2 separate regions of the Homo sapiens genome follow, and region 2 is linked to region 1. A link is an interaction called in ENCODE POLR2A ChIA-PET data of the cell type or tissue named here. Cell type or tissue: HepG2. All regions are shown on one strand. Each heading gives the region's core, and the rest is flanking DNA. Links, peaks and the distances in the headings are about the cores only.

Region 1 (5,377 bases), core at 85-5,084:
GCAGTCACAGTGAAAGGACCCAGGGCAGACGTGGGCAGTCACAGTGAAGTAACAGTCACGCATCGCGGAGCACGAACTGCCGCTTCCCGTGGCTCCAGCACATGTCAACCTTGAGTCCTCTTCGTGGTTTTAAAAGCAAATTTAATAATCATCTTAAAGACTTGGTGGGATATACAGGAGTCCAAGCTTTGGCAGTAGTTCTTTTGTTCAAGAGCAGAGAAAAATTGGAGTGAATAATTCAAATACAGCAGGAACTCAATTCTCCACTGGAATTATTTTTCATCCTTTCAGTGAGGATTAATCCTGATTATGTAATCTTTCAGAATTAGGATTCAGTCAATTGTGATAAAAGAAGGCTTTGGAATCACTCCAAGCATCCTGTCACTGAGCACGGGAGAGCCAGCCCTTGGCTTGGTCCACCTCCTCCACCTCACATCCCACCCATTCACGTCTCCCTCCTCCTGTCCCCTCAGCCCCGGGCCTCTCTGAGCTAAAGGAAAATGTCCCTCATCGTTTTCCCGTGGTGTGTCTCTCAGGCCTCGCAGAGAACAAGACGGAGTCCAAGGCACTATGGAGGAACCTGGGGCCTGTAGGGGATCCTGGGGACAGTCAGGCACACCAGAAACTTTAGGGGACCCTGTGGGCTGTAGGGGACCCAGTGACTATAGGGGACCTCCAGACTTTAGGGAACCCCAGGGACTGTAGGGGGCCCTGCAGACTACAGGGGACCCAGGTCTACAGGGGACCCCCAGACTGTAGGGACGTTGAAGACTGGAGCAGCCAAGAGGGGCCCCTTCTCCCTGAGACTCGTGCTGTCACAGAGTTGCTCCCTCCAGGCTTGGGAGCGTGGCAGAGCCAGGTCCCAGCACACAGACGAGCTCTCCTGGCTCTCAGAGGGAGTCTGGTTAGTACCGTCGTGGCATCTCTAGAATAAGGAATCAGGCAGGAGTGCAGAGATGAGAGGAAGGACACTGTTCCGGAAAGGCTCTGAAGGAAAGACACTCTAAACATCAGAGAGAAGCTCTTAATTCTAACAGGAGCTGCAGTTACACAGAGAAGAGAGACTCCTCCGCCCCAAGCTGAAACACTGCCTGCACTTCCCAACACCAACTGGAGAAAGTTACCCATCCCTGGAACCACAGGTGTGCCCCTGTAAGTCCAGCTGAGGCTGCCTTGGCTCACTGAGGGCCAGGCTGAGATGGGAGGATGCTGGCCCAGGCGGCCCTGTAGGCAGCACCTCTGGAGTCTGAAGCCCTGAGTTTAAATCCCCACCTCCACATGCTTGTCTCGGGCAAAGGATGTTAGCCTCTCTGCCCCCAGTTCCTTCTCTGAAACAGGATGTTCACCGTGTCTCGAAAGCAGGGCCTGGAGAGGAGGGAATGCCAGCGTGGGTGGGATGCAGGAGGGAGCTCCAGCGTCAGTGGGATGCAGGAGGGAGCACCAGCGTCGGTGGGATGCAGGAGGGAGCACCAACGTCGGTGGGATGCTGTGTTCCTGGCACGCAGGATGCCCTCAGAAAGCAGTTATAGGGCCAGGAAGCCCAGCTGCTAATTCTAATGCAAACTCCCTTTGCCTTAGTTTCTCTGCACACAAAATTCGGGATCTGGATCTCCCCACTGTGGGGAGGTCCCTAAGCTGTGCAGCTCAGGCCCAGGGCATGTTTTTAAAGAGAAAATGCAACTGAAGCAACACAACTATGCAGAAAGTAAGAGAAAGAAGAAAGAAAGACAGGGAAGAAAGAAGGGAGGGAGGGAGGGAGGGAGGATTAGAAAGAAAGTTTATTAATGAAATCAGCAATTGCCATCCTGCAGTGGCAACTTGCAGTGCTTGCCTCTGCAAACCATCCGCGACCTCGGCCTTGCCTTTCCTCTTCCAGCTGCACTGCTCCCTCCTGCGCCCCCATTGCCTGGGGTGCAAGCGATGTGGGAAGCTAAGATTCATGCTTTCCCCTGGTCTCTGAGGTGCAAATGCTGCCCTATCCTGCAGGCCTCAGGCTGGAGAGGCCACGCAGAGGCCATTGCAGGGAGGGAAGGGGCATGTGTCCCTGGGAGGGGCATGTGCAAAGGGCAGCTTCAGGTGCCAGAACCTAACTTTCTGCCCGTGTTTGCAGACCTGTCCAATGCAGACCCTTGTCGAGACTAAGATTTCTCAAGTTAAACAGTCAATTAAACAGGATTGCGTTTAGCCAGTCCTGTGGGTTAAACATTAAACCAGACCAGAGGAAAAGCAATCCACAATGAGACATTCTTCCCCCATCAGGACCTGCCCCAGCCGTACCATGTCCTGTGGGAGCTGTGGACACATTTATAGGAGAAGACAGAGACCTGGTGGCCATCCTGTCCATCCAGACTGGGACATGGGACAGGGATGGGGTGTTCCTCGCACTGACTTAGGGAGAGCAACCAGGTGCTCTCTGAGGACGGCCACCTCGTTTCCCTGTCCTGTCCTTGTGTCCTGGGGAAAGGCAGCAGCAGAGTTGGGGGCAGGGCGGGGCTGGGACCTGTTCTTGTGCCACGATAGGGGGCTCTTTGATCCACCCCTGGGCATTGTAAAGGGTGGGAGGGGAGTCTCTGGGCTTGGGTGAGAATGCTCCCGTGCGGGATCCGTGCCGGGTTTTCAGGAGACTGGTGACAGCTCAGTGGGGACTGGGGCGCTGTGTGCTGTGAAGGGAACCCGGCCCACCCCCCCCCCCCCCCCCGCACCCAGCAGCTGTAAGTGTGGTTCCTCCCATGGTGCTGGGCTGGGTGGAGCCAAGACGGCCACCGCTGTGGAGAGAAGGGAGTGGCTCCCTCAGCAAGCCCGCTTTCTCCTTCCATTAGGCTCTCAGGGGGAACTAGGACAGTTGACGGTGAAACAAAATGCCAGGGTGTGTCTCCCCAGGCAGTCTGCTGGCCGCCTGCTCTTCCCAGGGTGGCAACTTTTGCTGAGTCCCGTATCCCACCCCACACCGCCAACCAGGGCCCTGGCCAGGGGACACAGCCAGTGTGGACAGCGACGCGGGTGGGGACCCTGCATGCTGGCCTAGTTACCTCTCATTCTGATGTGGCATAAAAGAAAACTCTTGTTCCTGCTTTTGGATGGGAGAAGCAAAAGCAATTGCCACTGTCCCCATGAAACATGAACATGAAACATGAAGCAATCGGCACCGTCCCCATGAAATGCGAACATGAAACATGAAGCAATCGGCACCGTCCCCATGAAACATGAACTTGACTCTGAGCTGCAGGAGAGCTCTCGGTGGGGACCTTCCTCCTCCTGGAAGCCAGGGGTCCCCAAGGCCCAGGCCTAGCTCCTCAGGCATCAGCCCAAGGGCGGCTGTGGGGGTGGCTCCCCACACAGAAGTCCAGGCCCCCCTTCTGTGGGCTGCAGAAATCTTTAAAGAACCCGTCCCAGTGTAGGACTCATTCACACAGAGGGCCAGGGGCTTTGGCTCAGGCGTCTTGGTGAAAGGAGAACCGGAGCAAACACCTTGCAAATCACACCACAGTTTATCACTTACAGGAAAATCCCTGAAGAAGAAAAGATGTCATGGCAGGAATGTCAAAACTGTTGTTATATAAATAAGAGATTTAGTGGAAATACCTTCCCCCTCTTAAGCCTCTGCACAGACTTGCTAATTTGACAGACAAGCCAAGCGTGAAGACTTCTTGGATGCTTAGTAGAGGGTCACAGCTCTCATGGAAATCGAACAGGAACCTCCTCGGCACCATATTCTATTTTGACGTGTAATATGCCACTTAAATCTCCCATGCAGTACTGTGAGACGAATTTCTGTAAGCTTTTTGTGTAAGGAGGGTTTCACACCTCATTTTAGTTTTTAAAAACACATTTACTATAAATGTGAGATTTTGGCTCCGAAGAAAACAGGATTTACTGTGCTTTGTCCATTCCAAAACTAATTTTGTGTGTTTGCTCCAGCAGCCAAGCAGTTAAGTTGCCCCATGAAAGGTGGCGAGATGCGCCTGCTGGAGTTTATCTCTTATCAGCTTCAACAGGGCGGCACGGACATGAATAAGCTGGTTTCTGCAGCTTTTAAACTTAGACGACTATGAAAAATTCTCTAGAATGGCAAAGAGTTGCAGGAGACAATTGGCTGGACTTTCAGTGAAAGGTTTTCCAGCCTCTAAAAGAAAGCAGAGACTAGTTTTCAGCTTGTAGAATAGTGCCTTTGCAGGGCTACTCCTAGTCAAACCGCATCACACGCGTTCCCGGCACTTCCTGTCAATCAGGGACCGCCTCCAGCAGGAGTGTTGGGTCCCCACAGGCAGAAAGCCAGGAGCAGCTCTCGGAGCATCTCTCAGGGATTTCCTCTAGGGCTTTACCTGTGGTTGTGTGTTTTGTTTTAGGGGTGAAACATTTAAATGTTTAAGGATGTTTGGGGAGGGCAGTGCACAAGCTGGGGTTGGAGTGTGTGGTAGACAAGCGAATGCAGACCTCATGTGTGTGAAGTCCAGTATTTTATTCCATTCAGCAAACAATAAAGTAAGAGACCTACTCTGTCTCCTGGAGCCACTGCTGATGCCTCCATTGAGAGGCATCGATATGAACAGACATCAATATCACGTCAATAAAAGGGGCAGAGCCACGTCTTTTCACTGCCTTCGCCTTCAGCCCACCCGAGCCAGCCCAGGCCTGCCTGCATTTGCCACACGCCTGTGGAGCTGGGTCGCCACCGCTGGGGCTGTCCCTGTGCCGCTTCCGTGTTGCTGCTGTGCGTGTCTAGACACTGTGGGATTCTGAGCGCTGGCGTTGGGCTCTGCTGGGCCTGTGAGTGCGATTTCTCCTGGGCCAGCTGGGACCCCGTCCTGGGGCGCAGACAGTTCCGAGCTTTGTTTAGATGGGTGATAGTACAGCATTTCCACATTACATGGATATGCTCGGATTGTCTCTCACTTCTGCTGTCCCGGGGCGAGGTACCTGGAGGGAGGGAGGATCCCTCGGCAAGACACCGTCCTCTGGGTCCCTGCAGCCTGCACAGGAAGCGTGTGGCCGCCCAGGCAGATTTCAGCGGGAACGAGGATTCCAGCATGTGTGCGTGGCCCTGTGTGCGTACCTGGGTGGGAAGGGGGCGGCCGCCCAGGGATTTCAGAGGGAACGAGGATTCCAGCATGTGTGTATGGCCCTGGTCCTCCAGCACCTGAGTCTCACCTGCCTTGTCTGGCTGCTTGGTCAGCCCAAGCAGAGCACAGGTCCTCTCAGTGGAAGGACTGGGAAGGTGAAATGGCCGGGCGCGGTGGCTCACGCCTGTAATCCCAGCACTTTGGGAGGCTGAGGCGGGCGGATCACCTGAGGTCAGGAGTTCGAGACCAGCCTGACCAACATGGAGAAACCTGGTGTCTACTAAAACTACAAAATTAGCCGGCCGTGGTGGCACATG
Region 2 (5,377 bases), core at 264-5,263, 53 kb before region 1:
ACCCTCCCAGAAGAGGGCACAGCATGGAGCTGAGAGGGCACAGCATGGAGGGAGGGCTCAGGAGGCTGCAGGGTGGACGGGAGCCCTCCCAGAAGAGGGCACAGCATGGAAGTGAGAGAGCACAGCATGGAGGGAGGGCTCAGGAGGCTGCAGGGTGGACAGGAGCTCTCCCAGAAGAGGGCACAGCATGGAGGTGATAGGGCACAGCATGGAGGTGAGAGGGTACCGCATGGAGGGAGGGCTCAGGAGGCACAGAGTGGATGGGAGCCCTCCCAGAAGAGGGCACAGCATGGAGGTGAGAGGGCACAGCATGGAGGGAGGGCTCAGGAAGCTGCAGGGTGGATGGGAGCCCTCCCGGAAGAGGGCACATTATGGAGGTGAGAGGGCACAGCATGGAGGTGAGAGGGCACAGCATGGAGGGAGGGCTCAGAAGGCTGCAGGGTGGACGGGAGCCCTCCCAGAAGAGGGCACAGCATGTGCAAAGGTCTCGGGCATCTGAGAAACAGCAGATGCAGGGAGTGAGATGAGACAAGGGGAGGAGAAGGGGTCCGAAGGAAGAGGGTCTCAAGGGCCATCATAACCTACAGCTTTTCTCTGCGTGAAGCTGGGGGCCATGCCAGGGTTTTGAGCAGAGAAGTGACAAGGTCTGACACCCACTGTTGTGTTCAAAACAGGCCATGTTGGGGAAAGCACAGGAGCAGGAGGGCCTGTTGGGGATCCCTGCAGTGGAGCAGGCAGAACAAGGGCTCCTGGTGACCCAGGGCTGAGAGGTCATTGGACGATTCCAGTCCATAGCACACTGCTTAGTTGGAGCTCGGTATTTTCAAGAAGTTTGCTATTGATGTGGTATTAGTCTGTTTTTACACTGCTATAAAGATACTACCCAAGACTGGGTAATTTATAAACAAAAGAGATTTAATTGACTCACAGTTCCACATGGCTGGGGAGGCCTCAGGAAACTTACGATCATGATGGAAGGGGAAGCAGCCCTTTCTTCACAAGGTGGCAGGGGAGAGAAGAGTTAATGAAGGAACTTCCAGCCACTTATAAAACCATCAGCTCTTGTGAGAACCCACTCACTATCATGAAAACAGCATGGGGGAAACCCCATGATCCAATCACCTCCCACCAACACCTGGGGATTACAAGTCAAGATGAGGTTTGGGTGGGGCCACAAAGCCTAAACATATCAGGTGTTTAATGGCTAATATTTAACCAACAGTAATGTTTATTTATTTATTTATTTAATGACGTTGTATCCTTATAAACAGTGGTTAAAGACCAAAAATCACTCTCTGGAGCACCAGTTTTAATAATCTCATTTATTCTACATATATATCATGATTTATTCAACCAAGTACTTACATAGATTGCTTCCAAATTTTGCAGTTATAAAGAGTGTTCAAATAAGCAGCCTTATAGAGTCATCTTAGAATGTTCCGCTGATTGGTTCTTTAGAATACATTGCTAGAAGTGAATCATGGAGCATGTTCATTTTAAGGCTTTTGACCGTTCTGCGGAATTGCCCTCTAGGAATTTTCTCCTGATTTGCAGTCCCACTAGCAGTCTGTTGCAAGAGGGTACATTTCCTCCCTAGCAATGAGTGTTATTATTATGGTTATTCTTTTTGATCTCTGCCAATCTGATTGGGGAGAAGGAAGTTTTCTAATTTGATAAATCGTGTGTGTATTAATGTTGGCTTACTGCACAAGTAAATTGATCAACAAGAAAGTAACTTAACTCAATAGAGAAAGTGACCCACAGCCACAGTAAACTTACAAAAAAAAATGTTTCAATTCTCTTATGCCTCTAAATGGACCCTGCTGACAGGCATGCACGCTTTACATGTACTTATAGTCATAATGTAGTTACAATTTTACATGCGGTTTCTTCTTCCTGGCACTTGGCATCTTATAAACATTTTCTTCATTGCTATGTAGTATTCCAAATTATAACTGTAACGGTTATGCGATACGTAGTAATTGACTAAATTGTGTACTTTAGGAACCTCTGATGATGATCAAAGAAAAGGAGGGGAGAAGGCCTGTCCCTCAGAGCTGGACTTGCTGTCACCTCTGTGGAGTTTAAGAGGGACATGAGAAGGAGACGCACGCCTAACTATGTGAGCCTTGAAAAGAAAGTCAAAGGTAGAGAAACAGAAAAGCAGACATCACACAACATGGGTAATTTAGAAAATACAAACAAAATTAGTATTCAGAGAGAGATTCAAGAAGCGATTGCATCCAGAAAATAAAAAATTGTAAAATATGAACGTGACCCAGAGGCTAACAAAGACCTATTAAAAATTAAAAATATGATCAATAAAATAATAGAAGTGCTGGAAGCCAAAATTGAACAAAATATTCAAAAACAAAAAGTAAGATAGGAAATATGACAGAAAAAATAAAATCAGAAAGGCTTAATCATGGAAGTCCAAACGAGAATTAAAATGTTGCAATAAGGAGACAGAAGAGATAAATAAAAAGGAGAAATTATCAAAGAAATAGAGAAGAATTTTTCTAGAGTCAAAGAACAAAGCTCCTTTCATGTTGAAGTTTACCAAATGCTGAGTGTGATGATTAATTTTATGTGTCAACCTAATGCCTGCTGAGCCACAGGCATTTGGTCCAATGTTATTCCGGATGTTTCTGTGAGGGCGTTTTCAGATAAGATTAACATTTACATCGGTGGACTCTGAGTAAAGCAAATTGTCCTCCCTGATGTGGGAGGCCCTCATCCAATCAGTTGAAGTCGTGAAGAGGAAAAATCCGACCTCCCTTCACCAAGAGGGATTCTTTATCGTTGTAGGGAGAGAAAAACAAAGCTCTGATAAAATGGGCAAAGATTCCAAGTTTATGGTAAGTAAATGGTAGGACCAGTGAAACAGGAGGTGGGGTGAAGGAGTCGGAAAGCTGGTAAAATTGTAAAATTGCCACAATCTGGAAGTGAGGTGGGACCTTCCTACAAATCAGTGTGAAGACCCTTAGTCCTCCTTGTGGAGGCCTCAAAAATGTTCCCTGAGCCCAAACTCTTTCTCAGAGGCACCTGTGATAGTGCATGTCATCTTGTGTGTGTGAGAGAGAGAGAGAAAAGGAGAGAGAGTGCAAAAAATCCAGCACATCCTACAATCAACATAAATTTATATGACAAAAGGGGAGAGTACGATTGAGACAAATAAACCAAGTCTAACTTTTCCAGACCTGTTTTTTTGCCTGTGACCTTCTGAACAGGGGACAACGGCAGAACAAAGGACTATGCAATCACTGGAATTCCTGACCAAGCTCACATTCTAGGACTCAAACTGAGATTGCATCAGTGCCTTTCCTCTGGAGGCTACGCTAACAGAGCTAGTTACATCCTTTACCCCAGACAGCTCTGAAGGAGACACAGTTCATGCAGGCAGTGGTCCCACGGTTCTCCTCCAAGTCAATGCTATGACACAATCTAAGATACAGAGGACCCAATATTTACCCAGTAACAAGCTCCTGACGACCACCAATGAGGGCTGAGCTATGCCGATAAGGGAGAGAGAAGCCAGCAAGCCAAAAACTCATTTTAAGACATTAGAGGAAATAATCCAGTGAAGCACGCCCACAGAAAATAGGCAGAAGGAAGTTGAGAAGGAAAACAGCACGCGTGGATGAGTTAGAAAGCAGACACCAACAGAGAGGACCACCAAAGCCAATAGCTCTTTCTCTGAGAAACTGATAAAACTGTGAAACCGTTGCCAAAATGTAGAGAGAGCACAAATAACCAATGATAGAAAAAATGTGAGGAGGTATCACGGCAGATTACAAGACATCTGAAGATACTAGCTCAGGTCATGACGCCAGCACACTTGAAAACATGGACAAAAGGAAGAAAACCCTATGGAATAATACATCTGCAACAAACTGACATGAAAAAATAAAAAGTCTGAATAATCAAACAACTATTTAAAAGCTTGTATTCAAAATTAAAATTTTCACACACAAAAATCCCAGGTAGAGATGGCTTCATTAACAAATTCTGCCAAATATTTAAGAATAAAACGGCATGGGGCTTACACACATCTTCGCATAGACTATCAAAAGAGGGAATGCTTTCACTCTATGAGGTCAGCATACTATTGATTCCGAAAACTTGAAAAAGACAAGAAAGGAGAATTATGAGCTAATCTCCTTGGGAATATAGATGCAAAACTTTAAAACCAAATACTACCCAACTAAATCTAGCAATATATAAGTGGGACAATATGTCATAACCAGGTTGATTTATTCCAGAAATGCAGGGTTGGCTTTATATTTGCAAATCAATCAGCATAATTTATGAAATAAATAGGGAAAAAAGGAGAAAAATATTTTAATTCCCTCAATATCTTAGAAAATACCTTTGATAAAATTCAACATCATTCTAGGAACAGATGATTATTTTATTAATCTCATAAAGGGCATCTTCAAAGCACACACACCATCGTCTCAGTGATGAAATATTGAAAAGCTTCCCACTGTCCTTGAAAGTGACACATGGAAAAGGAAGCATGATAGCATCACCATTCAACATTCTCTTTGGGGCGCTAGCCACTAAAATAAAGCAAGAAAAATGAATAAAAGATTTAAGGGTCAGAAATAAAGACATAAAACTGCCATTAATCTCAGATGATATGAATGTATATGGAAAAAAATCCCAAAGAATCTCTAGATAAATGATTCAAATGAAAAAATGAGTTTAGCAAAGTTGTTAGATTCTTTGTTGGTATTTTTATCTATCATCAACCAAAATAAAATGAATTTTTAAAAGGTAACTGGCAATAGCATTAGGGAATCAGGAGCCCAGGAGAGCCAGTGTAACGCCATTTTAAAACCAACTGCCATCCTGCCTCACGGTCCTAAGATGTTTACAGCTAAGGAAACAGCTCGGTCATGCCTGCAAGACAAACTCCTACCACAACAGAAAGTCCAGGTGTCCCAATACCTGTAACAACATATGCCTTCAAGATAATTATAGTAATGCTCCGACGTACTTACATACTGAAATGTCAAGAATAGTTTTCTTTAAATCAACAGAATAATTCTGTCCTGCTGTCAGCCCACCCACATATAGTCACAGCTTAGCATAGACTTTACATAGCAAGACCCTATATCAGAAAAACTTAAAATGAAGAGGTGAATTCCTCCACTTGCTGTATGAGGACATCAAACTCAAACTCTGCAATGGAGTAGTATCTAAGAAACTTGCTTCTTTCACTGCACTCTGCCACTCACCTTGAATTCCTTCCTGCATGGGATCCAAGAACTCTCTCTTGGGGTCTGAATCAAGACTGCTTTTCTGGTAACAATAGCATCAGAAAAGAAGAAGAAGGAGAAGGAGAAGGAGAAGAAAGTAGGGACAAATCTAA

Evidence for each region. ChIA-PET counts read pairs that join two places held together with the same protein. Peaks named below come from ENCODE experiments on the same cell type or tissue, not always from the same donor. Only the 100,000 strongest peaks of a DNase experiment are listed, where the experiment ranks them.
Region 2: POLR2A ChIA-PET joins it to region 1 with 12 read pairs; 2 of 35 experiments call an interaction of 5 or more read pairs at or near these places.

What each region holds. Positions count from the first base shown.
Region 1 is chr6:168,271,406-168,276,782 of GRCh38, reverse strand. No RefSeq gene overlaps it. Among named protein-coding and RNA genes, the nearest start is that of DACT2, 46 kb to the left of the region's middle. RefSeq lists an enhancer at 2,924-3,636. In HepG2, for the core only: no CTCF peak of the experiment used is centred there; DNase peaks (open chromatin) are centred at 2,192, 2,582, 3,172 and 4,232; H3K4me3 peaks cover 1,866 bases.
Region 2 is chr6:168,324,414-168,329,790 of GRCh38, reverse strand. No RefSeq gene overlaps it. Among named protein-coding and RNA genes, the nearest start is that of DACT2, 7.3 kb to the right of the region's middle. In HepG2, for the core only: no CTCF peak of the experiment used is centred there; DNase peaks (open chromatin) are centred at 2,670 and 3,280; H3K4me3 peaks cover 329 bases.